3 separate regions of the Mus musculus genome follow, and all the other regions are linked to region 3. The links are chromatin loops, found by intact Hi-C in ENCODE. Cell type or tissue: heart. All regions are shown on one strand.

Region 1 (8,000 bases), 160 kb after region 3:
GTACAAACTATGCAGTGCCCTGTGTGTCCCCAGCTCCTGTGGGCCCTCTTCTTTTCAACTTCCTTTGGTCTCCTCCCAGCTTCTCCTGAGAACAATCTCCAAGTGACTTGTGACCTCCTGCCCCCTGGTCCAACCACAGTCCTATCTCTATCAGTGTGAGGGGCAGAGGACAGATGTGAACGAATGTCAGTGCTTTCCTGAAAGCCTCATTCTTGGTTCTCAGCTGTATGAAGGGTCTGCTTCATGCACCCCTCAAAGGGCTGGAGGGAAGCCAGATTCTCTCACATAGTAGATTGGGGGCCTCATTCGCAGTGATCCTTGAGATATACAGCATGTCATGGGAGACAGCACCCACATCCCAAAGTGTTGCAAGGATCTGAGGAAACCCCCACCCCCACCCCACCCAGGGAAGGCAGAGAGGGCACGCTGTAAACTGAGAGACAAACCAGAACAGGAAAACCCTGAAGCCTCTGTAGCAGGAAAGCATCACACTTCACAGCCTCATAGGAAGTCATAGGAAGGGGCTTAGTTTGGGCAGGTGTGGTGCCTTAGTGGTGCCAGTAACCTTCCCTTACCCGTCTCTTCTCCATAGCCTGCTAAACAACACCGTGGTACTCACATTTGCCCAGGAGCCGAGGGAGCAGGAGGGGAGCTGCAAGGGGTAAGGACCCAGTATGTGCACCTCTTTGGGGTGGAGATGTGCCCTCCCTGACCCAGGAAGACCTAGATAGGAACTCACAAAGTAGGCCTATCTCTGTATCTCAGAAGACAGAGTGTTTGTGTGATAGTGCATGGAACCCTGGGCTCAGTTTCCCCACACTGTACAAGTCAAACATGGTGGCATCTAAGATACATGAGATCCTGTCTGAAATACTGATCAAGAATTCACCATGGGTCAGGCAGTGAGCAGGTGTGGCGGGAGACATGGGTCTGATGAAAAAGGAGCAGAGGGCAGACTACTGGTATGCCAGGCCAGGCTGGGATGGCTAGACAATAATTATTCAATGGAAGCTTAAGGTTTTAGCCTAAATATTGAGAGTAGTCTGTCTGGCATGGCGTTCTGATATGGCCAGAACTCCTACCTTCCTTTGGCAAAGGGGTATATGTTTCCCTCCTTTGAGGGACTTGCAGCACATGGCCAGAGGCTTAGCTCTGTGTCTTGTGTGTCTAATCACAGGCTATTGCATATTGCATAGGGTCTGAACTCTGAAGGTTGGTGGGAGGGGATCTGTCATCTCTACCATCCCCTGTGGTGATAATGACAATGATATTAATGGTGACCATAACCAAGGTGAATTGAGCACTTACTCAATGTAAGTGTACAGCTAGCTAGCACTAGACTGAGACAACTCACATGTGCCAAACTAGTCCCAGAGAGAGGCTAGCCCCAGTCACATGCCAGACTAAAGTCTCACGACCCTGGCTAAGCACCGAGACTGAAAGGTTGACAGTGAGTTTGGCAATGGACCCTGGAACCAGAGGCAAGATGTGTTGAGTCTGGCCTTGCTATGTGTTCCTCCAGGAGGGCACCACTTATCAGCTTCGTGTCTCCTGTGACCTCCGAGTTGTCCCAGAGATCTCGAAGGATCAGGTACAATGGCAATATTCCCTTCCTTGTCCCCAAGCCTTAAGCCTGTCTCAAAGGCTCCCCAGAAGACACCACAACCTGCCATGTCAAGGAGTTATGGCTGTCAACTTCTTGTTTCCTGCATAGCCCATCCCTCCGTCTCCTCCTACTGTCTAGGCAGCCCTATCCTGTACCCTGCACCCTGGGCTGGAGAGACTCTGAACTGAGAAAAGGGGAGCCATGAGCCTCTGATCCCCAGTTCTGGGCATCAGCCTGGGCTCCCCTCAGCTCTGCATCTTCCCATCAACATCACCTTCTTTTTGCCTGCCTGCCTGCCTGTCTGTCGGTCGGTTGGTCTGTCTGTCTCTCTCCTTGCCTATCTCATTCACAGTTTGTTTCTTTCTCCAAGGTCCTCATTCTTATCTCTCCTCTGTCTTTGCTTTTTGTCCCTATCTGTCTCTGCCACTGTCACTCTGTGTCTCTTTGTCTCTGCCTATGTCTATCTCTAACTACCCCTGATGCAATCTCTACCTGTCTCTGTCTCTATTTCAACCTGTCTGTCTCTGTTGCTCTCTTGTTTATTTCTGTCTCTCTCTCTCTCCAACCCCAGCCCTATGCCTCTCTGCTATTTGGGGCATGCTGTGTGTTAGTCCTCCTGCCTTTCTCAATGCCATGTACCACAATCCCACCCTTCTGCCCACTAGGGGCAGCTTTCCTCTGGATACAGTGTCTGGTGGGCACTGCAGAGCTGTGTGGGTCTTGCCCCTTGCAGGCTGACACACTGTGGCTTCCTGGCCAAGCACACAGAGACGCTCTGTGAGGCACTGAGAGCCAGCTGCCAGACCCACAACCTGGATCATCTTGAGTGAGTATTTGATTCCAGAAAGGCAGCGGTGGGGACAGTAGAGTGTTGCTTGGTGATAGAATGCAGGTGTCCTGTTTTCTTTTGAAGAGTCTGATCCCCAGATTTCTTTCTCATTGACATCAGAGACCCTTCAGAGACCTGGGGGGCGAGGGGGGAGGGACAGTGACTTTCTTTCCAAATATACATCTCACACTGGTGCCCTTTGCAGCCATGTCTGGCTCCCAGAAGACCACAAATCTTAGAAAGAATGGTGGGGGTAGGGGGATGGAAGTGTCCCGTGTGTGAAGTGCAGAGTTGTGACGTAGTGCTTAGATTGGGTTCCTGGTCCCAGGAACCAGGTGACCACACTGCTGCCAAAGCAGAACCTACATCCTCCACTAACCTTTGCTTCTTCCTTTCCAGCCTATCAGACAACTCTTTGGGGGGCAAAGGAGTGATCCTGCTAACCGAGCTGCTCCCAGGACTGGGTCCCCTGAAGTCCTTGAAGTAAGCAACTAACCACCCCCCAAGGCCTCTGGGTTCCCACCAGTGAGAGGGGTTGTTCGGGTCTTCTTCTGGATACAGTAAAGATGTAACCAGAAAGTGCGTATGAGCCCTCTTCCCACAGCAACACACAGGCAAGTGTTCAACAAGGCCTCCCCCTGGCTTGACTAAACACTGACTTACTTCAAAGAACTCAGGGCCCCGCCGTTTGCTTCAGGCCTTCTCCAAGCAGCTCCTTTGTGTCTCCTTGGAGAAGAGATAGCTTTCCTCCCGCTCCTGTTAAGGAGTCTCCTCCCATTTTTAATTTACCCTGAGTCCCGCCATTCCCTTATCAGGCGGCAAAATAGAGTTCAGAGGGCGCTCTGGGCTCCAGTTGTCACCTTGAGCAAGTTCCTACCTGCCTAGCTCATCTCCACAGCTGTGCAGTGAAGTTGGGGGGGAGGGTTGTGATGGTCACCTGGGGGTTCACTGGGGTCTGCCATCTGCGGCCAGAGACACTCCCATCACTGGCCCTGTGCTCTGAAATTCAGAGAGCGTGTCTGAGTCCTTCACCACTGTCACTGTGTGATCCTCAGCCTCAGCAGGAATGGCTTGTCCATGGATGCTGTCTTTAGCTTGGTCCAGTGTCTGTCTTCCCTGCAGTGGGTGTTCCACTTAGATGTCAGGTGAGTGGCTGCCCTGTCCCCCACCCTCTCCCTCCTCTCATAAGCCCCTGCTGAGGCCTCATTTTTACAGGTCATTTGGGGTCATCCTCAGGATCTTAGATGATACCAGGTGCAGTGAAGGTGTGCTAGGATTAGTGAATGAAATAAATGAATGAACGAATGGACAAACGAACGAATGAATGAATGAATCAGTAAAGTTTGTGGCTCCATGGTACCAGGAACAATCAAATTTCTCCAAACTCTCCTTGGGACAAACATCTTTCCACTCTCCCTTACCCTCCAGGTTGTCCTTAGATACTCCTGAGCAAACTAGGGGCTGGCTGGTGGCCTTCGGGGCTCAGGGACTGGCTTAACTGGCATCTCCAGAGTTTATGAAGCTGGAGGGGAAGGCACCAGCCAACCCACAGCCCTGGATCTCCCCCATATAAAAAGCCTGTAAAAACCCTCTGCCTTTCTCCTCCTTCCCTGAGAATCCTAAGAATAGAGGTGTGGTGGCAGGTGGCCAATGCTGGTCCTTAACGTTAGGGTTCTTATGTCCTTATTTGGATAGAGCATGGAAGCCTGCCTTCTCTCCTGCTTTACCACGAGAGGGCGCTGAAATAATAGGCCAAGAGCCCTGCAACCAAGACTAACCGTGGCTGTCGATTGATCCATTGTTACTATAGTCCCTGGGTGGCAGGCTATCTCCTGGTCCCTTAAGCCCTTCTCGGGAGGGGACCCTTGGCCTCTTCTCAACCAGCTTCCTCCTCTTCGCTTTTAGCCTTGAGAGTGACTGCATCTTCCTTCGAGGAGCTGGGACCAGCAGGTGAGGAGAGGAGATTTGGGCAGTCGAGCTAGCCTGTAGCTCTGATTCCTGCTTCTTGTGGATGCACAATCTCCACCCTGACAGACATTTTGGTGCCCAAGAATGACCGCCAGGTCTGGCGAGGTCTCTGGGGCAGCTTGGCTAACTAGTCAGCAAGCCCCTGCAAAACCAGGCTAACTCCAATTTAGCACTTCACAGGCTCTTCCAGCTGCCCCCTGGTGGCAACAGGCGTCATGGCCCGAACCCTGGAGGCTGTCCACACAGCTGGGCAGTGACTTCACCACAGCTAACGCAGGCGATCAGAAGCCAGGCTAGCCCCTGGCTTAGGTGCTCTTGGTTCCCTAGCTTAGGGTCTCTGCGGGATCTCAGGGCAAAAGAATTGTGGATCAGGGAGACAGAAATACGGTTTTGACAAAGTGGTGGCAGGGGAGGCACTCCATTCTGTCTCCACTCACCTGGTTGGGGGCTGCCCTGGACGGGTGTGAATTGTTGATTTTCCTCGCCCCAGCTTCCCTTTCATGGATCTCAGTTCCTCCACCTGAACAATGAGGGGCCTGGCTGGAATCAAATCTCCAGATCCCTTCCAGGTGTGGAAGTCCTGAGGGCGTGGGAGCCCCCCAGGTGTGGCTCAAGCTTTCTTTTTGCTATGCTTTTCCCCCTCCAAGGGATGCACTAGAACCAAAATTCCAGACTGGAGTCCAGGTACTGGAGCTGAGTCAGCGGTACACCTCCCGGAGCTTCTGGTACTGTTTCCCACTTTTCTTTAGGGGTCAGGGATTGGGCAGAGCCAGGAGCTCGGGGTTATAAATTAAAAGAGTTTGAGAGATGGGAAAAGAAAAGGACAGGGGACCTAGCTCTGGGGGTTGCTGGGCCCTTTGGATCACCTCAGTGGAGCTAAGGCCTGACACTCTCCTAAGAGAAGATTGTCATATCTCTGAAACACACTGGAAACCCACTCTCCCCCACCCTGACTCTCTCTCTGTCTGCTTTTGAGACTTTCATTTCTAGAAAGGGGTTTATGTCATACTCCAGAAAAGTCTGGCCACAAGGGGATCTAGGGGATTTCCCAACTAGGCCACAAGGGGCTAGAAGACCTTCCTGAGACCTGGCATTCTCCCATCAGAGCTGCCTAAGTAAGAGATGCCTAAGCTGGTGCCAACAGAGCTATTCAGAGGGAACTTGTCATGCCCCAGGCAGGAGAGGCAACATGAACAAAGGCCAGGATGAGGGCACGTCTGGAAGCATTGCAGTGTAGCTAGAGCACATAGCAGCAGAGCTTGGGCGGGGTGTTCAGTTTTTACTTAAGGGTACTAAGGAACCACTGAGGGCTTTAAGCAGTGGATTTTGAGCAGTGGGGAGGCCCCATTAGATTCTCAGTGTTGAAAGATCAAACACGAACTGGAGAAAGGATCCAGCAGTTAAGAGCACTCACTGCTCTTGCAGAGGACTTGGGTTCGGTTCCCAGTATTCACACAGCAGGTCACAACCATCCCTACCTCCAATAACAGGGGGTCTGACACCGTCTTCCGTGGGCAGCAGGCATGCACTTGGTGCATGTGTATGCATGCAGGCAAAACACATTTTACAAATTAAAAAAAAGGTGAGACCCTCAGAGGGTGGTGATGGATTGTGACATCGAGAGTGGAAGTCAGAGGTGATAAGGAATCCAGGTGAGTGAAGATGAGGCCTGGGCTCCGGCAGAGGTGGTGGACAGAGAGGAGTCACCACGTGGAGCAGCTTTGATGTAGATATCGTGATGGCTGGTCACAGGAGAGTTGGGAAGGGGAGTGTGCTCTGCGGGGCATAGGAGAGGCACCTGAGGCCTGCAGTTCTGGGGAGGGTGTCTGATAGAAGAAGGGTCCTCTCTGAAGCCCCATCCTCTTCCCTCTCTCAGCCTTCAAGAGTGTCAGTTGGAACCCACGAGCCTTACCTTCCTCTGTGCCACTCTGGAGAAGAGCCCAGGGCCTCTGGAAGTCCAGTAAGTAATAAGACAAAACCCGGAGTGCACAGGGTGGCTGGGTGGCTGTGCAGAAAACTGGGTGAGGGCTTATAGGGGAGACTTGATAAATCTTTGACGGCCTTCTTCCACCAGACCAATCAGCCCTACTCTGCCAGTTATGAGACCCATCAGTGGTCAGGCCCTCTCCCAGGAGCCTCAAGTACTGGACCACATGGAGTTCTGTCTCAGAGCCCCACACAAGTCTCTCCTTCATCCTGCCTCTATGGCTAATCTCATCACCTTTGAACCCCTTGTCCCTGAAATACCTCACACTTCAGAACAACCAGGCCCTTGACCATAACCAGGAGTTCTCTCAGCCACATGGAAGCTGGCTGAGTCCTTGTACTTCAGTTTCTACTTCTGTGAACAAGACATTGAGCCTTTCCTTGGGAGTCAGTGTTAAGATTCTTATACAAGAATAACCTTTTTAAAAACTGTAGGCTGGAGCCCCTCGCTAAGCAAACCCGTCCTCTCACCGAATCATGGTGTCATTTGTCACAGTCTTGTCCTCCTCTCGCTCATTGTATACTATGTTTTTACTTTCTGGTTGTGTAGTTCTTATCCAAGATACTCAGGACTGGAAGGGTTTTAAATTTTCTTCAGATTTTGGAATGTTTGCATATGCAGAATGGGATACTTTGGGAAAGGGAACCGGGTCTAAACACAACATTCACTCGTTTCGTGTAAGCCCTCTGAAAGCAATATCCCGTTTCTATAATGGACCTGCTGCACTTAGGGCTGGGACCTGTCAGGACTGGAATTTTCCACTTGCAGTGTGACATCAGCGCTCAAACTATTACAGACTTTGGATTTTGGATTTTCCGATTAGTGAGCCTATAGTCTCACCTGCATCAAACCTGCTTTCCCAGGTTGTAGCAACCTCATGCCCTGACTTCTGGCTCCACCTCAAATCAATTCCAGACCATTGGACAAGCTAATCCGTGTAGACCTCAGGTGTGTTTCCTATGCACTTCTCCGTACAAAACACACCCAGAAAGAGGGGTTTGCATCGTCTGAAAGGATTGAATCCAGCCATGGGAGATCTCCCTGCAGCTAATTACTATTCAGTGACAGTGTGGTTTTCTCTCAGGGTCAGGTCGTGTGAGTCCAATTCATTAAAAGCATTTTATTACATTTATTCACTTATTGTTTGGGGATGGGAGGGGGTGTGTTGTACCCACACGTGCAGTGTGTGTTCAGAGGTCAGAGGAGAAGTTTCACGAGTCATATCCCAGGGATTGAATTCAAGTTGTCAGGCTTGGCAGCGAGCAAGTATCTTTGCCCTTGGAGCCATCTCACCAGTCCTCAGTTCACTGTTTCTTTTTACAGCTTATTCTATTTATTTTGTGTACATACGAGGGTGTGCGAGCTGTGGTGCTTACTCTCGGAACTCAGTGGAACTCAGTGGAGTTCATGGTTATCGGTTCTCGCAGGTCACCACATAGGTCCCAGGGAGCATCTCAGATGTCACCCTCCCCAACTGATTCTTTTAAACAAATTCCTTTAGAATAAGTTTAGACAATGTTTCAAAAAAGTTACAGAGAGTCAGCATCTGCTACACTGTGTGTTTGTTAAGGCATTACAGTGGAGAAGCCCCCTGAGGCCCATCTGGGCCA
Region 2 (8,000 bases), 250 kb after region 3:
ATAACTTAATACCCAGAAAGATTATAAATGGAAGTGCTGTAGCCCCCTCACCCCCACCCCCAGAAGCATGGATAAAAAGAGGACCACAGCAGCCGGGCATGGTGGTGTATGCCTTGAATCCCAGGACTTGGAAGACAGAGGTAGGTGGATCTCTGTGAGTTTGCGGCCAGCCTCATCTACAGAGTGGAGTTCCAGGACAGACAGGGCCACACAGAGAAACCCTGTCTCGAAAGACAAAAGAAAAAAAGGAAGGAAGGATCAAGGCAAATACTAGCATCAAACAGGCTGGGGCGCTCTGACCACTATTCCTCACTATCAGCCTAACTACAGCTAGCTAAAACCCTGAGGTCTTAGTCACTGCTCTGTTGTGGAGAGACACCATGACCAAAGCAACTCTTACAAGAAAGCACTTAACTGCGGCCTTGCTTACAGTTTCAGAGGTTTGGTCCGTTATCATCATGGCAAGGAGCACACCAGCTTTATGGCGCTACAGCAGTAGCCGAAAGCTACATCCTGATTCATAGGCAGAGAGAGTCAGACCCAACACAGATTCTCCTCAAAGTCCCTTAGAACATTAACTCCAGGAACAAGTGACATAGCCTATAGCCCTGCCAAAGAACCAGGATTGCTAGGCATGGTGGAGCACACCTGGGATACTAGCACAAGAGCAGTCTAGTCTACAGAGCAAGATCCAGGCCAGCCAGGGCTACACAGGGAGATTCCATCTTTAAAATAAAAATTAGGATATACAAACCACAATACCACAACACAATTAAGTTAGGATTAGTAAGGAAAAACTAAGAACCGTATTTCATAGCCTCTAAGATGCTAGGATTATAACGTATTAATCGTGTGTGTGTGTGTGTGTTACTAAACTAGAATTGGTGTGAAGCCTAGGAGTCCACATTACTGACATTAATAAACCAAGGCAGAGAAGCTCAGAAACTCCTGCCCCAAGAGGCTAATGTGTCACCTTGCTTTGAAAGCAACATTAAGTGATGCATTTTGAAAACCCAAGAGAGACTCTATACAGATCACCAAATAAGCTAACAGATCCTTTCCTAAGTATGATATAAAGACTGATCAAGGGAGACAGCTGAAACACCATTTGGCAGTGCAAGAGTACCTAAGAGGTAACTGCCCACCTGGAGACTCATCAAACTGGCCCAGGTCTGACTCCTGAGAGCTGGTGGACTTTGGGAGGCTTACATGGGGTGTTTAAAGATTCATGGTTTGTTAAGGCTTCTTCTCTGACCACAATCCTCCCCCTGCTGCTGCTGTACCACGATGACATTTTACATGTGCTCAGTGTTCCTAGGAACATCTGCAGCAGATAGAGGATGTGCCAAACCACAAGGCTGCATCAATACACTCTATTCAAAATATGTGGCTGGTTGCCAATACACCATATTGATTTTCCTAATAGACTGCACTTTACAGCATTTTGCCCACGGTCTGGTTGGTCAAGCTGATTCAATCACTTTGGTGCCATTTCAGGATTTGAAAAGGGAAGAGCAAACATGACAAAGAACTTATCAGAATCTCCAGCAGTGCTACTCCCACGTCAGTCAGAGTGAGCGGTAGGCAGGTCTCTAACCTGTCACAGCTGCCCCATTCTCTCAATGCCTCTGCAGCAGCTGTTCTCTGGGTCTCTTCTCCCTTGCCTGTCCAGAGTCCCGGTGCCCTACCCTGTCAACATCTTTCTAAGCCCTTCTCTAGCTTCAGGAAGCACACTTCCAGCTGTGCTCCTCCGAGATGCTGTTACCCCATCACCAGCAGCAATCCTGAGGCATCTGCTGCCTCGTCTGCCTACAGATACAAAGCTCAGCACCGAACTCTTGCTTTATTACTGACAACTGTGGACAGAAGTTCTTCAACTCTCCAGCTGTCTTTCCATCTGTAAAACGGGTCAGAATAACCAATACTCTGAGGAACGGGGGAGAGCAATTTGTGAGGCCATTAGAGGAAATCTAACCTCCAGCAGGTGCTCAGGGAAAAGGAGCTGTATGTCAGCTGAATGAGTGATCCAATCAGGCTAGGAGCAAAGGCTACCGGGACACTAAATCTGGCAGGGGAGAGAGAAAGGCAAGCACACTGGAGCATTGTCCCAGCAACATGCTGAATAACCACTTGCTCTGGGCACCATTGCAAGTGGCATTTCAGACTATGTGGCCAGAGGAGATTTTCACCATGGGCACACGCTCGCTGACCTCTTATGTTTCACAGCTCCTGCCAACAGCTTTGCCTGGGAGAACTTGTTCTTGGTTTCTATGGGTTTCACGGCCAGCTTCTTCTCTACTTCTTTATTTTCTGCAGAAATTCCAACCTTGTTGAGATTACTGTGAGTTACAGGTTAAGGGTCAGATTAACCAAAGGAAGAAATGCTCCAGAGCGAAAGTAAATCCAGAGGACAACAAATATAATCCATTGGCCCCTCGGCAGAACTTAAATGTGACTTGGCCTCCCAAATGGTTGGGATCTAGATCTAAAGCACCAGATCCTGTATGTATGTATGTGTGTGTACATGTGTGTGTGTACATGTGTGTGTGAATGAAGGCACGTGTGTATCACTGCGTTCATGTGTGAAGGTCAGGTCTTAGTAATTTGCTGCCTCACACTCATGAATGCACCTGCACCCAGCCCTGCCTATGCTTTTGAACACGGCCTCTGGACTCCCGTTCTATGTCTGTAGCATTTATGATCTTCTCACTGAAGTGTTCTGATGTGCTGTACCAGCAGGACAAGCTGCTGCTTATGGTTCTCATCTGAGTGTCACCAACAGTCATGAGGACATTCTGCAAAACTGCATTTCACCTTTCAAAGGTGAGACTTAGTTACTTATTTCTAAGGAAGTCATAATAACTTCTCAATTTCCTTTATATTCCTTAAGATCTTTGTTATGTGACTGCCAAGACAGTTCAGGGAGTAAAGGACTTGCCACAATACTTGAGTTCAATCCCCAGAACACACATGGTAGAAGGAAGAAAAGACTCCTATAAAATGTTCTAACTTTCCACATGCATATTCTCTCTCTCTCTCTCTCTCTCTCTCTCTCTCACACACACACACACACACACACACACACAGAGAGACAGAGAGAGACAGAGACATACATAGACACAAAGACAGAGAGTGAGACAGACAGACAGACACAGAGACAGAGAAACAGAGAGAGAAACAGAGACAGAGACACACACAGAGAGAGGCTCAGAGAGAGACAGACAGGTTTGACCTGTTGGTGAAGGTCTATATTCCAGCTACTTGAGAGTGTTAAGCCCTACTCTGGATTATAGAGGGGTCAAGCCAGCCACAGCTGTGTCAACCTATCCTGTTATTCTGCTGTCCTCTGGGCAGAAGGCAGAGGGTCAGAAGAGTCAGTTTTAAGTTTGTAGCTGAGCAGGGCAGTGGTGGCGTACGCCTTTAATCCCAGCACTTGGGAGGCAGAGGCAGGCAGATTTCTGAGTTCGAGGCCAGCTTGGTCTACAAAGTGAGTTCTAGGACAGCCAGGGCTATACAGAGAAACCCTGTCTCAAAAAAACCAAGAAAAAAAATTGTTTACAGCTAAAACTGAGGGGTAACTTTGCATCAACTCTCAGCATGCACTTGAACCAAAGCCTGCAGCCAGTACTTATGCTCCCAGCTCTGACTGACATTCCATCCCAGAGCTTTTAACTTTCCTTTCTCACAATAAAAAGTAGAAAAAAGGCTAGGATATAGCTCAGTGCTAGCGAGGCTGCCTAGCATATGTAAGGTCCTAGGCTCACTCCCCAGTACCACTAAAGGCAGAAAATCCTTAAGCAGGGCACTTGTCACATCATGGTCATCACCAGCTCACAGGCTGTCACCCCTGCTGTTCTCTCCGCTAGCATATGTTCCTTCCGTTTTAGGCTCTTCCTCATAACTTCCTAAGCGGGTAAATATCTGACAGCTGTTAGGATGCAGCAGTGCCTTACTGCACAACAGTGACATCTAGTGCCCAAGACACCCAAGAAGAAGCCATTGAAAGATGGAGAAACAGAGATTACCTCATCACACACACCAGGCTGGGTGGCAAATGTCTTTACCACTGAACCACCTTGCCACCCCTCAATCTTCATTTTCTTAAAATTACATGTAAACACACACTCAGGGATGCATGTTTCCCACAAGTGTACAGAGGTAAGACGGCCCCTTGCAGGAGTCAGTTCTCTATTTTACCATATGGGTCCCAGAGATCAAATTCAAGTCATCATCTTGTCAGCCCCAAACGCTCCTTTTTATTGGGATGGTGAGAGGGTAGGAGGGGGGTTGAAACAAGAGACTTAATTTTCCTAGTAAAAAATGTCAAAGTCATTAGTACATTGCAGTTTCTACTTATAACTTTGTCACTAAGGCACAGAGTATCTGGCCACACTGCTGCCCACACTACTGTTTAGTGGACCTACTGTATATACACTCTGCAGGAAAATACTAGCTAGTACAAACAGAAAATCCTACTATCAAACCAGCCATAGTGACAGACACCTTTAATCTAAGCTCTGGGGAGAAAGAGGCAGGTGGACCTCTGTCCCTGAGTCTAACCTTGTCTACATAGTAAATTCCAAGCCAGCCAGGATGCACACTGACTGTCCTACCATCAATTACCAATTCACTGATGAAGCATGTTCAAACAGAACAGTGAGTTTACTCAACTTACAAAGCTTAAAATATCCAAATAGGCTTCCTTGTAGATGGGTAAAAGTTAGGATGGACTATCAATAGCTCCTGTGGGCTATATACTCATTTATTTATATATTTATTGAGAATTTACAATATTCCAGGCACCAGGAAAAAAAAATTCAGTCATTCTGGTTGTTACAGAACTTATTTTACATCTTAGCAGTAAAGAGATAAAAAGAGCCAGGCAAACAAATGAACATGTACCCTATTTAAAACAAAATGATGGGGCTTGGGTAGCTCAATAGAGTACGTGCTTAGAATGTATAAATTCCCAGATAACACTACATGTAATACCATTTGGTGGTAAACAGGATGTAATGGTACAGCAATCAGAAGCTGCAACCATACAAAGTGCTTGAGGAAAGGCATACAGAGCTGAGTCCTAAGCCATGAAATGCTAGCCTTGGGAAATCTGAGGGAAGGGCATTTCAGGTTGAGGAAACCATGAATTTGAGGCCTTGCAATAGAATCCATTTGATGTGCAAGGAGGGCAGAGGCTAGAGTAGAGTAAACGTCAGGAAGAGTGGCTACAGAACACCAGGCCAGGAGATTTATCATAAGTCATGCAGAGCTCTGCAGAGACTGATGAACGAATGCAGACTTGAGCCAGGCATGGTGGTGCACATCTTTAGTCCCAGCACTCAGGAGGCAGAGGAAGGTGATCTCTCTGATTTCAAGGCTAGCCTGGTCTACAAAGTGAGTTCTAGTCTAGTCAGAGCTAAACAGTGAGATCTTGTCTCAAAAAGAGGTCTACTTTAGACTAACTGCCACAGGGAGGAAAAAAAATCACTGGAGTATTTCAAAGTTACATGCTGCCAGATAACTTTTACAATTTCCCATTATGCCCAAAGAACAGATTGTTAGGGCAAAGAGAAATGGAAACCAATTAGTAGTAACCCTAGCAATACAGAAGAAAGTCTAGAGTGATGAGAAAGACAACAAGATTTAGAGAGGTTTGGAGAACGCTTCGTACGTACTTTTGGCTAAGGCAGAGTAGAGGAGACAGGGAAGGTGGGAAAGGCTATAATAGAGGGAAGCATGACTGGGGTCAATGTGGCATGAACTGACGACTGTTCATCATCTAAGTAAGACGTGCAGGAGCCTAGTAAGACATTCAAAGGCACATGGTATTCATTTGTAACTTTAGCACTCAAGAAGCAAGAGTCTTTAAGGCCAACCTAGTCTATGCAGTGAGACCATCTCAGGAAAATGGGAAAGTTATACAAGTAGATGTTTCCAACAAGGCACTATTAAGTCAAAGTAAAATGACTGTCCTTGTTCCCTGAGCCCACTTCGGGAGTAGTTCGCAGTGTATGGGAGGATAGTCTAATCTTGCTAAAACCAGAAGAGTAAGCAGAGTGTTTCTGAACAGGCCCTTTTAGGTCTGGGGAGAAGGCTCAGTAACTGTCTGGGCTAGCATGGGGACCTAAGTTCCAATCCTGAGCATGACTGTCCAAACCAGGCATGGTGGAGACAGGCAGACCCTAGGAGTTTACTGGCCAGGCAGCTTAGCTGGCATAGCAGGGCTCAGGTTCACAGAGAGCCTATCCAAGGGCCTAAAGCAGTGGGAGAGAGGGCCACTGGATGAGATTCTCTTTGACTTCAGTAAGCATGCACTGTGTGCACATACATAGAAAAGACCAGAAACATGACTTTTTAAATCTCACGTGATAATGTCTCCCCAGTGAGATTGGCTACAACGCCCATCTAAGTCTAATTCTACAAGGCAAGAATACCCCGCTACTGACTGTGAGAATTTATGCCTGGCTAATCCTGAAAAACATGGAATTTTGATTACAATAGATATGCACATACAACACACCCCACTAGTCACAGCCAATCAATCACTCAGAATCAGAGACATCAGTGCTGACAAACTGTAAGGGCCAGGTGGAAGGCCTCTTTATACTCCTGAGGAAAGCGAGGCATTTCTCTCTAAGCACAAAGGATATTCTGTACTCCTTCAGTTCCTCTAGTTCTTCTTCTCGCCGCTGCTTCTCTATCAGCTCCTGCTGCCGAGAAACCTCATCAAGGAAGTTGGTCTCATCTTCGTCTAACCCTCTTACCATGTTTTCTGAGGAAATAAGTGAACAAGAAGCACTAAGGAGACTGAGACAAACAACCTTCTCTGACCTTCCCTCCCCACACGTTTATTCTGTGTTCGGTGCGTGTGCACATGCTCCAGGGCACACACGTGACGGCTAAGGGATAGCCCTTGGGAGTCGATTCTCTCCTTCCAACTGTGGGATCTGGGGATCAACGCAGGTTGTTAGCTCACACAACCAGCACTGGTACTCATGAACCATACTGCTGGCCGTTTTCCTTTTTAAACAAGCAGCAGATTCTTTGGGCAATTACAAGGAAGAATTATTAAACACCATAATTTTAATAAATAGCATGGCATCAAGTCAAAGCATTTCTCACATTACTAGAAATTAGCACAGAATTCAAATCATATCTTAAGCTCTAAGTCAGAAGGAAGGCAGAAGATGGTCTTTTATCCACTGAATTGAGCTCCTGGAGGCTGGATAATCAAGATATTCTATTGCTAGTAACAAAGATGGTTTCACGAGGCTAAAGTACATCAAAAGGCTCAGTGAGTCCCTCAAACGTCCATTTTCAGAAGCTTACTGAATTTGAATTGCTCCTCATACTCCTGCTGCTTCCTGTCTTTCTGTTCCTGCAGCCGTTCGTACAGAGACCGAGGGTCATACGCCTCCTCTGGACATTCTGAAAGGGACACGGGATAAAGGAGACACAGAATTTAGGTTGTTTCATATTATTTTGGAATCACAAAGAGTTGGAAAAATAGTTAAGTCTCTATATATCTGAGGGTGAAAATAACACAAAGTCTAGTTTCCCTTTGCACCTCATACAGAAGGGGGCAGGCGGTTTTCAAAGACAACTATTAATGTCACGTTACTAACTGGATGGGCAGCCAGTTCAAACCTATTAGCAGCATCTCAGTTCAAACTGCCCCTCCACTTGTAGCAAGCAAGCAACTAGCAGAATCTCCTGGCAGGCGCTATGGTGGGGGGAGGAGGGTAAATACGGAGTACTGGTTCTGCTGTGGAGAATTCATATAGCTTACTTCACCCTGGGAGCCTCTAGTGAGGACAGTTATCACCTTCTTGGCAGAGTTTTTGCGAAGATTAAAGAGTTAAATGAGGGGCTGGAGCGCTGGTTCAGTGGTTAAGGGTACTTGCTGCTCTTCCAGAGGATTTGAGTTCAATTCCCAGCAACCACATGGTGGCCCACAACTGTCTTTAACTCCAGTTCTAGGGCATCTGACACCCTCATAC
Region 3 (8,000 bases):
TCAGATCTTATTTTAAATTCCATAAACTTATTTTAAATTTCATTAAAAAAAAATCTTGTGCCACATGTGGTGGCACACGCCTTTAATCCCAGTACTTGGGAGACAGAGGCAGAAGGATCTCTGTGAGTTCGAAGCCAGCCTGGTCTACAAAGTGAATTAGAGGCCAGCCAGGACTATTACTGTCTGGAAAAAAAAAATCTTGCAAGTTAATAATAATATTCAAACAAAATTTAACCATACCCAAGGTCAGTACAACTTAGTGAACTTCTATACAGTTAGAATTGGCATAGAAACAGAAGCTATAGAGCTTCATGTTAAATTTTACACCTTTAGTGTCAAATGTATTTTTTGCAATTGTCCACCATCCAAATCAAAAAATAAAAAACTGTGACGGAGTTAGAACTAGGAATACATCAGCTTTTTGTCCCCTTTCTGTGTCCTGCTCTTTGTGCCATCCTTCCTCATTCCTTTATATTCAGCCTTTCTTATGCTCTTTCTTCATGTTATACTGTACCCACGGGTACTTTTGTTTTTATGCATACATATATTTTTGGCTAGATTCCACAGGAGGGAGAGTGTGTGGTTTATTTCTGAAGTTGTATGATCTCACCTAATATTCATACTGAGACTGTCCATTTTCCCGAAAACATTTTAACTTGATAGCCAAGTAGCATGCATATATATAATTTATACTTATATAACTTATGTATACATGGTTTATACATATACATAGTTTTTTTTACCCATTCATTTGTTGATTGTCAAGGTCGATTCCAAATCTTTGTTATAGTCAATAAAGCAGCAAGAAGCATGTACCGTCGTCTCCTATTCTTGTAAGGGGCTGGGTCACCTCACTGGGAAGTAACTGAGAGCAAATTCAGGACATGTGTCTGGGAGGGCAGAGGGAGCGGGCTTTAGGGTAGCCCTAAGCCTCAGATGATTCAGGGAAACACTGGGTGGTTCCAGAGACAGGGCAGGATGCCAGGCTTTTGTGCCCCACAGCCATGGATTACTGAACGCCCAGCCTCTTAGGGAAAGATAGTTATGGGTGGGGCCATTAATGTAAGGGCTGACTCTGGGACCCCTCACAGCTACAAGTCCATTGCTTTCTTAGGACACATCCAACATCCACTAGTTCATCATCAAGACCCAGAGTGTCTTTCATACCCCAGGGCAATGCCCCTGCAATGGCTTAGGAGCCTTTGCTGACCAGATCTCCTACTTCATGGGAACAATGCATGGCTCCAGGGAGGGAAAGACCAGTTGCTCTGGGCTCCAAACTACAGCCCCGTAGGCCAGCCTGTGAATGTGTAGGTCAGGCTGCACTGTGCCTGTTTACCCTAGAGGCCAGTGGCCAGCACCAAGCTCTCAAGGTTTGTCAGTCAAGAGGTGGCTGCAGGTCTGGCTTGAGGCCACTAATCACAATGGCTTATGTATATTGAAATGTATCAGGAAAGACGCTGAGACTGTGAGGGATGGAGATCGGAAGGCAGACTTCCTTTTTTTTTATATGCATGTCCTAAGATGACATCCATTCAAACTAGTAAATAAAATGAAAGAAATACATTGTGCCCAACACGAGGACTGTTAACCTGCAGTGTAGGTAGGCACCTTGCAGCAGGCCTTCTCTGGGTCCTCTCTCATGTCTGCTGCTTCCTGGGTCCTAGCTGCAGAACCTCTGCTACCCTAGGCTTAGAAGGGCTACTGCAGGACTCAGGGATGTGGCCCTGGCTCTAGCCCAGCCCTCCTGCTCCAAATTGGCCCCTGTGTCAATGATCAGATAAATGGGGGCAGGACAGCAGTTGCTATGGCTCCGCCCCCCACCCTGGCAGAGACCCTGCTCACTTGCCATGGGCGGTCTGGACCAAGCTCCCGCCTCCTCCCAGCCTATAAAGCCACCCTCAGTGCCCTTGCCCACTCTTGTCCCCTCCTTTGATACCCAGAGCCATAATGGCAGAGCTCCCCGTGACAGAGCTGCCTGGCGATGCTCTGTGCAGTGGGCGCTTCACCATCAGCACACTGATGGGAGGCGATGAGCCCCCACCAGCTGCCTGTGACAGCAGCCAGCCCAGCCACTTAACACACGGCAGCACCTTATACATGCGCACCTTCGGTTACAACACCATAGACGTGGTGCCGGCCTACGAACACTATGCTAACAGCGCTCTGCCCGGTGAGCCCCGGAAGGTGCGGCCCACCCTGGCTGACCTGCATTCATTCCTCAAGGTAAGCAGAAGTTCAAAGACTGGCCGCTTCCTGGCTGGGTAACGTTGGCATGATTGCCCAACATGTTCTGTCATTCGTGTTGTGAAAATGACTGGGCATCTTCCTCTAGGGTCAAGACACCCAAATGAATAGTGGACAGAGGTGCCATGAAGCTTGGGGGCACAAGTAATACATATTGTCCAGGCACCGGCAGCACAATGATAGCATAGCCTGCTGCTTATACAAATGCAGGTTGCACACCGCTGGGAGAGACTGTGAGAGGGAGGGAGGGAGCATGGTGAGCCCTCTCAAATATTAGCTCATCGGCTTCGCTGTCTGGGAGGCTGGAGGGTCCAATCCCTGTCACCTCACGGTTTCACCAACAGTTGGATGTTCTAACCTCTAACACTCTTCCGTGTTTCAAAGCTTCCCTCTGAAGGGACCAAACAAGACCCCTTGTTTGAATAGGGATGCTGAGATAGGTACTGGGATGAAGGTCCCAGAGTAGGCTGCGGTTGGTAGGAATACGAAATAGAAGATGACCATGCTGGAGTCCAGGCCTGGGTTCAAGACTCTCTGTGTCAGAGACCTGGTGTGTGGCGTGTGACATACTGCTTCACCTCCCATCCCGTGTCACTTCTCAGACTGCAGGCTTGTCAGACTCCAGCCCTCTGCCCTAGAGGGGAGGAGCCTCCCGGAGCAGAAGCATTCTGAATGCTCAGCTTGCTTGCTCTCTCTGGTGTTTCTCCAAGCTTCGAGTAGCATTGTACCCAGGAAGCTGTCCAAGGGCTGCCTGTGTGGCAAAGTGGGGCAGGCAAGACTGAATACAGACACCCAGCCCCTAACCCCCATTGCCTGACTCCTATTGGTCTCTGGGCCCCCAGCAGGAAGGTAGCCACCTGCATGCCCTGGCCTTTGATGGACGGCAAGGTCGTGAGCTGACTGATGGACTTGTGGAAGATGAGACAGGCACCAACAGTGAGAAGAGCCCTGGAGAACCTGTTCGCTTCGGCTGGGTCAAGGGGGTGATGGTGAGTGGCTGTGGCCCGGAGCTTGATGTCTAGACAGGGTGGGGGTAGAGCCCCATTCAGCCTCAGCTTTGACTCTCAGGCCCTAGTGAGCAGTTTAGACCTGGAGCTCAGTTTGGGCCTCAGTTTCCCCATCAGCAGTGGCCTCCAATTAATTGTATTTGGCTTCCCACAGTTCTTGGGCGCTCTTGGCCAAGACCCAATCCTAAGAAGATCTCTGCTTAGCTACTCACTAGTGTTGTAGCCTTAGGAAAGTTACTTAGCTACTCCTGCCTCAGTTTCCTCACCCGTAAAACTGAGCATTAAAATAGTTGTTAGGTGTGAGAGTTCTTGGATCAATGCCTGCTAGGGGGTTATTAGAAGAAATTCCCCACATGGCCACTAGAGGGCAGCACTAACATACACATCGACAATCCCTCCTCTCCCATCGCATACCATGGTACAGCCTAGTGTTAGCTGTAGTATGAAGCATAAGTAACCCTTCAGGAAGTAAAGACTCAATGCCCTTGACTTTGAAAGACAATATAGGGTTCTACAAAGATGTGGGGATGGGGTACAGGAGAAAGCAGAACCAGAGCCTTCACCCCCTCCCCGGGGGCTCCACATTCAGAGTTGGGACACCCCCCTGATCTGTGTTAGCCAGAACCAGGCACACCCTGATTTTCATCTCAGCAGATGTGAGCCCCAGAAATCTCATGAGTGTGAAGGTCACACGTCCCTACCTGGCCCTAGTAGTTGGCAGGGCCAAAGGCCTTGTCGGACCCTCCCATTTGGAATTTCAGCCCCAGTGATGACCTCTGGCTTTGCCTTTAATATGGAAGCAACCTGAGCTTTGATTTCTGCTCTACGTGGGGTGCTGGCTTCCCCTGGCTTTTGCTGATGCCTTCAGAATACTATGCCCGGGGTCAATAAGCTGCCCAAGGCAGTGGCTGGCCAGGCCTCCACGGCAGAGTGGGAGGAGGTGGGATAAAAATTGTCCTCCCCTTTCACCCCCAAGCCAGGCAGTCTGATCCCATGGGAGGGAGAGCACAAGAAACATCAGGTGTCCCCTAGACCTGGGAACAAGCACACGAGGCTTTGGCTTTGGGCACCTGGCCCTCAGGAAGCCTCTAACCCCACTCTCCTGCCAGATCCGTTGCATGCTCAACATCTGGGGAGTGATCCTCTACCTGCGACTCCCCTGGATTACGGCGCAGGCGGGCATCGGTGAGTGCCACCTCAAGGAGAAGGGAATGCACGAGTGCTTGCATTCTGGTCCCAACCCCTTGGGCTGTAGAGACTCCAGGCTAGGTCCGCTCCTTCCCAGCACACCCTCAGATGGCAGCAGCCACGGGTGGGGTGGAGTGGAAGAGACCATTGGATGCAGAGTCAGCAGTGTCAGGGTACCTCGGCAAGCCGACTTCTAGCGCAGAGTATTTGTGCTCAGAACTGGGACTCTAGAAGACCAGAGTTCAGATGCTGGGTAGCCTTGAGTGCCAACCATCTCTGAGCCTTGGTTTCCTCGTGGGTAAAACGAGTCTGATGACAGTTCCTGCCTCCAGAGCTGCTGTGCAGCTTCCAAGGTGCTGGAAGGCAGCCTAGGCTTTAGTACCTGAAGGCTCTCAGTACATGGTAACTACTGCTTTCTTTATATTGCCAAAGGGGGCGACTTTCTTTCTGTGCCTGCAAACTATTCACACATTGGCACATGAACTTGCTATTAATCAACTCACCAAGGAAAGTAGACAAACCAACCTTATCTTAGTCTGGGGAGGTAGATGTGTGTGTGTGTGTGTGTGTGTGTGTCACATGCTGTCTTGTGCATCTTTATATTTGATTGTGCAGAGTCCAGAGAAAACCTCAGACATCTACCTCAGGAGCCATCCTCCTCCTCTGAGATGGATCTTTCATTGGCCCAGATCTCACTAACTAGACTAGACTGGCTGGCCAGCAAGCCCCAGGGATCTTCCAATCTCTGCCTCCTCAGTACTGGGCTTGCAGGTGCATGCCACCCTGCCTAGACTTTGGTGTGGGCTGTAGAGACCAAACTCAGATCATCCTGCTTGTGAGCCAAGCACCTTGCTAACTCCCAGGTGCTCTGGCTTTTTTGTGACAGACTCCTGTATATCCCAGGTCTCAAACTCACTATGTAACAACCAAGGATGACCTTAGAGTTCTAGCTACCAGGATTTCTAGCTCCTAGAATTAAATGTGTGTGCCACCATGCCTGGGTTATGTGGTACTAGGGCTCAAACCCAGGCCTTGTGCTATTTAATAGACTTTTATTGTCCTAACTGAGCTATATCTCTAGTCTTTATTTTTAGTGAGTTTTATATTTGGGGGCTTTTTGTGGGGGTTGCTGTTATTTGAAGTGAGTTCTGTCTCTCTATGTAAACTTGATTGTTTTAGAACTTGCTATGTAGATCAGGCTGGTCTTGAACTCACAGAGATCCACCCGCCTCTGCCTTGTGAATGCTGGGATTAAATACATGTGACATCACGCCCAGGGCTTCTCTCTCTATTGCCCAGGCTGGCCTTGAACTCTCTACCTCCAAAATTCTGGGGTGGCAGGTCTGCACCTCGGCCTCTGACTGAGACCCACAGTTCTTCAGGTGGCAAACTAAGGCTCAGAGAAAGGGACTCGGGTCACATGGGGATTGAGGGGGCTGACCTGAGAAGTGTGTTGATTGAGTTTTGGGGTGCTCCCATTCATTCACCCCCACACAGTGCTGACTTGGCTCATCATCCTGCTGTCGGTCATGGTGACATCCATCACCGGCCTCTCCATCTCCGCCATCTCTACCAATGGCAAGGTCAAGTCGGGTGAGTTCTGGGACCATCTTTATCTGGACACCATGCATTCTGAGCTACTGCCCCACCCCTGGCGTACCCTGTCATGCCCACCTTGCTTCTGATGGGGACTTGTAGGGGCTCTTTACCTCTCAAGCTGGTCTCCATTGTCCACCTTGTGGCCCTTGGTCCTGCCCCTCTTGCACTACAGTTTCTTCTCTGGCCCTCTGCTCTGCCCGCTAGGTGGCACCTATTTCCTTATTTCCCGGAGTCTGGGACCAGAGCTGGGAGGCTCCATTGGCCTCATCTTCGCCTTTGCCAATGCTGTGGGTGTGGCCATGCACACTGTGGGCTTTGCAGAAACCGTAAGGGACCTACTGCAGGTGAGGGACCTGGCATGGGGCAGAGGGAGTGGGACAACCCCCCTCCACCCCCCAGCACCTCCCCCACACACACTGCTCCTCACTGAACCGGGCCTTCCTTCTCCTGCCTAACCTTCCCTACCAGTGACCAACGCTACATCTTGTCACTTTGAGTGACAATAAAAGTCTTTACTAAGTATAGACCATCCTCACAAGCCCCCTTTGGGGTGCATGCTGCCTTTGGGCCATGTTGTCCATGACCACACAGTAGCCCTTTGGGGGAGGGTATGCCCTAAGTGGAGTGGGGTTGGGGTTCTGGAGGAACAGATGTGAAGACTGAACACACAGCTGGCCTGCTCCCCCACTCAGGAGTATGGCACACCCATCGTAGACCCCATCAATGACATCCGCATCATCGGTGTGGTCACGGTCACTGTGCTGCTGGCCATCTCGCTGGCTGGGATGGAGTGGGAGTCCAAGGTGAGGAGGGGATGCTGGGTGGGAGAGGGCAGACCTGGCTCTGGCTTTGCCTCTTCTTAGTGTATCAACTAGGATTGAAGTGTGGCCACTAGGATAAAAGAAAAACCCTGAGACGTCCTGTAACCCTCCTAAGGATGTGGTGTAGGGCTAGCATGGTGGTTTCCATGGAGCAGGGGAGGGGCGTGAAGATTCCTTCCATCCTGTGACCTGTCCATCCCCGAATGTGGCCCTTATTGACCTGGATCACAGTGGCCACCATTGTCACATCTGTGGTCCAGGTGGAGGGGCAGGGAGGAGTGAAAGAAAAGAAGGGAATTCTCTAGCCACACTTTTAGGCTAAGCCAAAGGTTGTGCACATAACTCCTGCTCACACCCTATTGGCCACACAGAGCTACAAAGGGAGGCAAGAAAATGTGTTCTTCAACCCTGCTAAATCCTGTATTCAGCCAAATGTCAGAGGTTACATATCAGGAAACCAAAGAATCACTGGGCTATAGCCAGCAGGCTGGCCCAGGGGGAGCCTTTGATTGGCAGGGGCCTGGCTTGCGTGCCTTGCTTCTCCATGTTGCTCTCTGGCCTCCTGGCTCTTCAGTCTCCAGGTGGTTCTGTGCTTCTCCAGCCGCCCTCTTGACAGTATCTGCTGCTGGGAATGAACACTCTGCTAACGTAGCCCCCGACCTGACTCCATCATAACTCCTGTTTCTAGTCTCAGATCAACTTGTTCGCTGTCACGTCCCTGACTCCTCACTGTCTGACTGAGATGAGGAGGCAGTCACGTGGGTAAGGGAGTGAGTGACCCTGCAGGCCCCTGAAGGCTGACCTCCGGTGTCCTTTACTCCAGGCCCAGGTGCTATTCTTTCTTGTCATCATGGTCTCCTTTGCCAACTACCTGGTGGGCACACTGATCCCAGCATCTGAAGACAAAGCCTCTAAAGGCTTCTACAGCTACCATGGTACGTGAGGTCAGGAGCTTCCCTTGGCGGTGACTCAGTGGATGGGGGTCTGTGTATTTGACTCCTTACATGGGCACAAGAGGCCGGATCTCCTCCCAAGGCCACAGGCTTCCAGGTATCCCACTGCTGTTTGACTGGGCCCAGTTAGATGGCTAAGCCCTGTGGGTGGCTCTGACTTAGGCATTGGTTTTTCCAGGGGACAT

The links. Hi-C counts contacts between places; a loop is a spot of excess contacts. Peaks named below come from ENCODE experiments on the same cell type or tissue, not always from the same donor. Only the 100,000 strongest peaks of a DNase experiment are listed, where the experiment ranks them.
Region 1: a loop joins it to region 3, with 5 times the contacts of the local background. A loop is called at or near these places in 37 of 42 quality-filtered maps.
Region 2: a loop joins it to region 3, with 4 times the contacts of the local background. A loop is called at or near these places in 14 of 42 quality-filtered maps.

The regions. Positions count from the first base shown.
Region 1 is chr8:94,487,991-94,495,990 of GRCm38, forward strand. Nlrc5 (NLR family, CARD domain containing 5) reads left to right here. Exons shown (of 49, transcript NM_001033207.3): 14 at 593-661; 15 at 1,523-1,591; 16 at 2,340-2,432; 17 at 2,835-2,918; 18 at 3,491-3,580; 19 at 4,341-4,385; 20 at 5,051-5,128; 21 at 6,280-6,363. Among named protein-coding and RNA genes, the nearest start is that of Mir7072, 13 kb to the right of the region's middle. In heart, CTCF peaks have their summits at 4,147 (motif pointing right) and 4,622 (motif pointing left); DNase peaks (open chromatin) are centred at 4,221 and 4,601; H3K4me3 peaks cover 520 bases; H3K27me3 peaks cover 2,462 bases.
Region 2 is chr8:94,580,674-94,588,673 of GRCm38, forward strand. It overlaps Psme3ip1 (proteasome activator subunit 3 interacting protein 1), which reads right to left. Exons shown (of 8, transcript NM_028221.4): 4 at 7,330-7,428; 5 at 6,651-6,772; 6 at 2,211-2,341. Among named protein-coding and RNA genes, the nearest start is that of Psme3ip1, 17 kb to the right of the region's middle. In heart, a CTCF peak has its summit at 3,968 (motif pointing left); no DNase peak of the experiment used is centred here.
Region 3 is chr8:94,327,288-94,335,287 of GRCm38, forward strand. It overlaps Slc12a3 (solute carrier family 12, member 3), which reads left to right and starts at 1,921. Exons shown (of 25, transcript NM_001205311.1): 1 at 1,921-2,226; 2 at 3,090-3,236; 3 at 4,364-4,439; 4 at 5,940-6,035; 5 at 6,246-6,385; 6 at 6,734-6,844; 7 at 7,686-7,797; 8 at 7,994-8,000. The coding sequence starts at 1,951. It also overlaps a transcript of Nup93 not described here. In heart, CTCF peaks have their summits at 3,589 (motif pointing right) and 6,238 (motif pointing right); DNase peaks (open chromatin) are centred at 3,152 and 3,646; H3K27ac peaks cover 267 bases; H3K27me3 peaks cover 2,044 bases.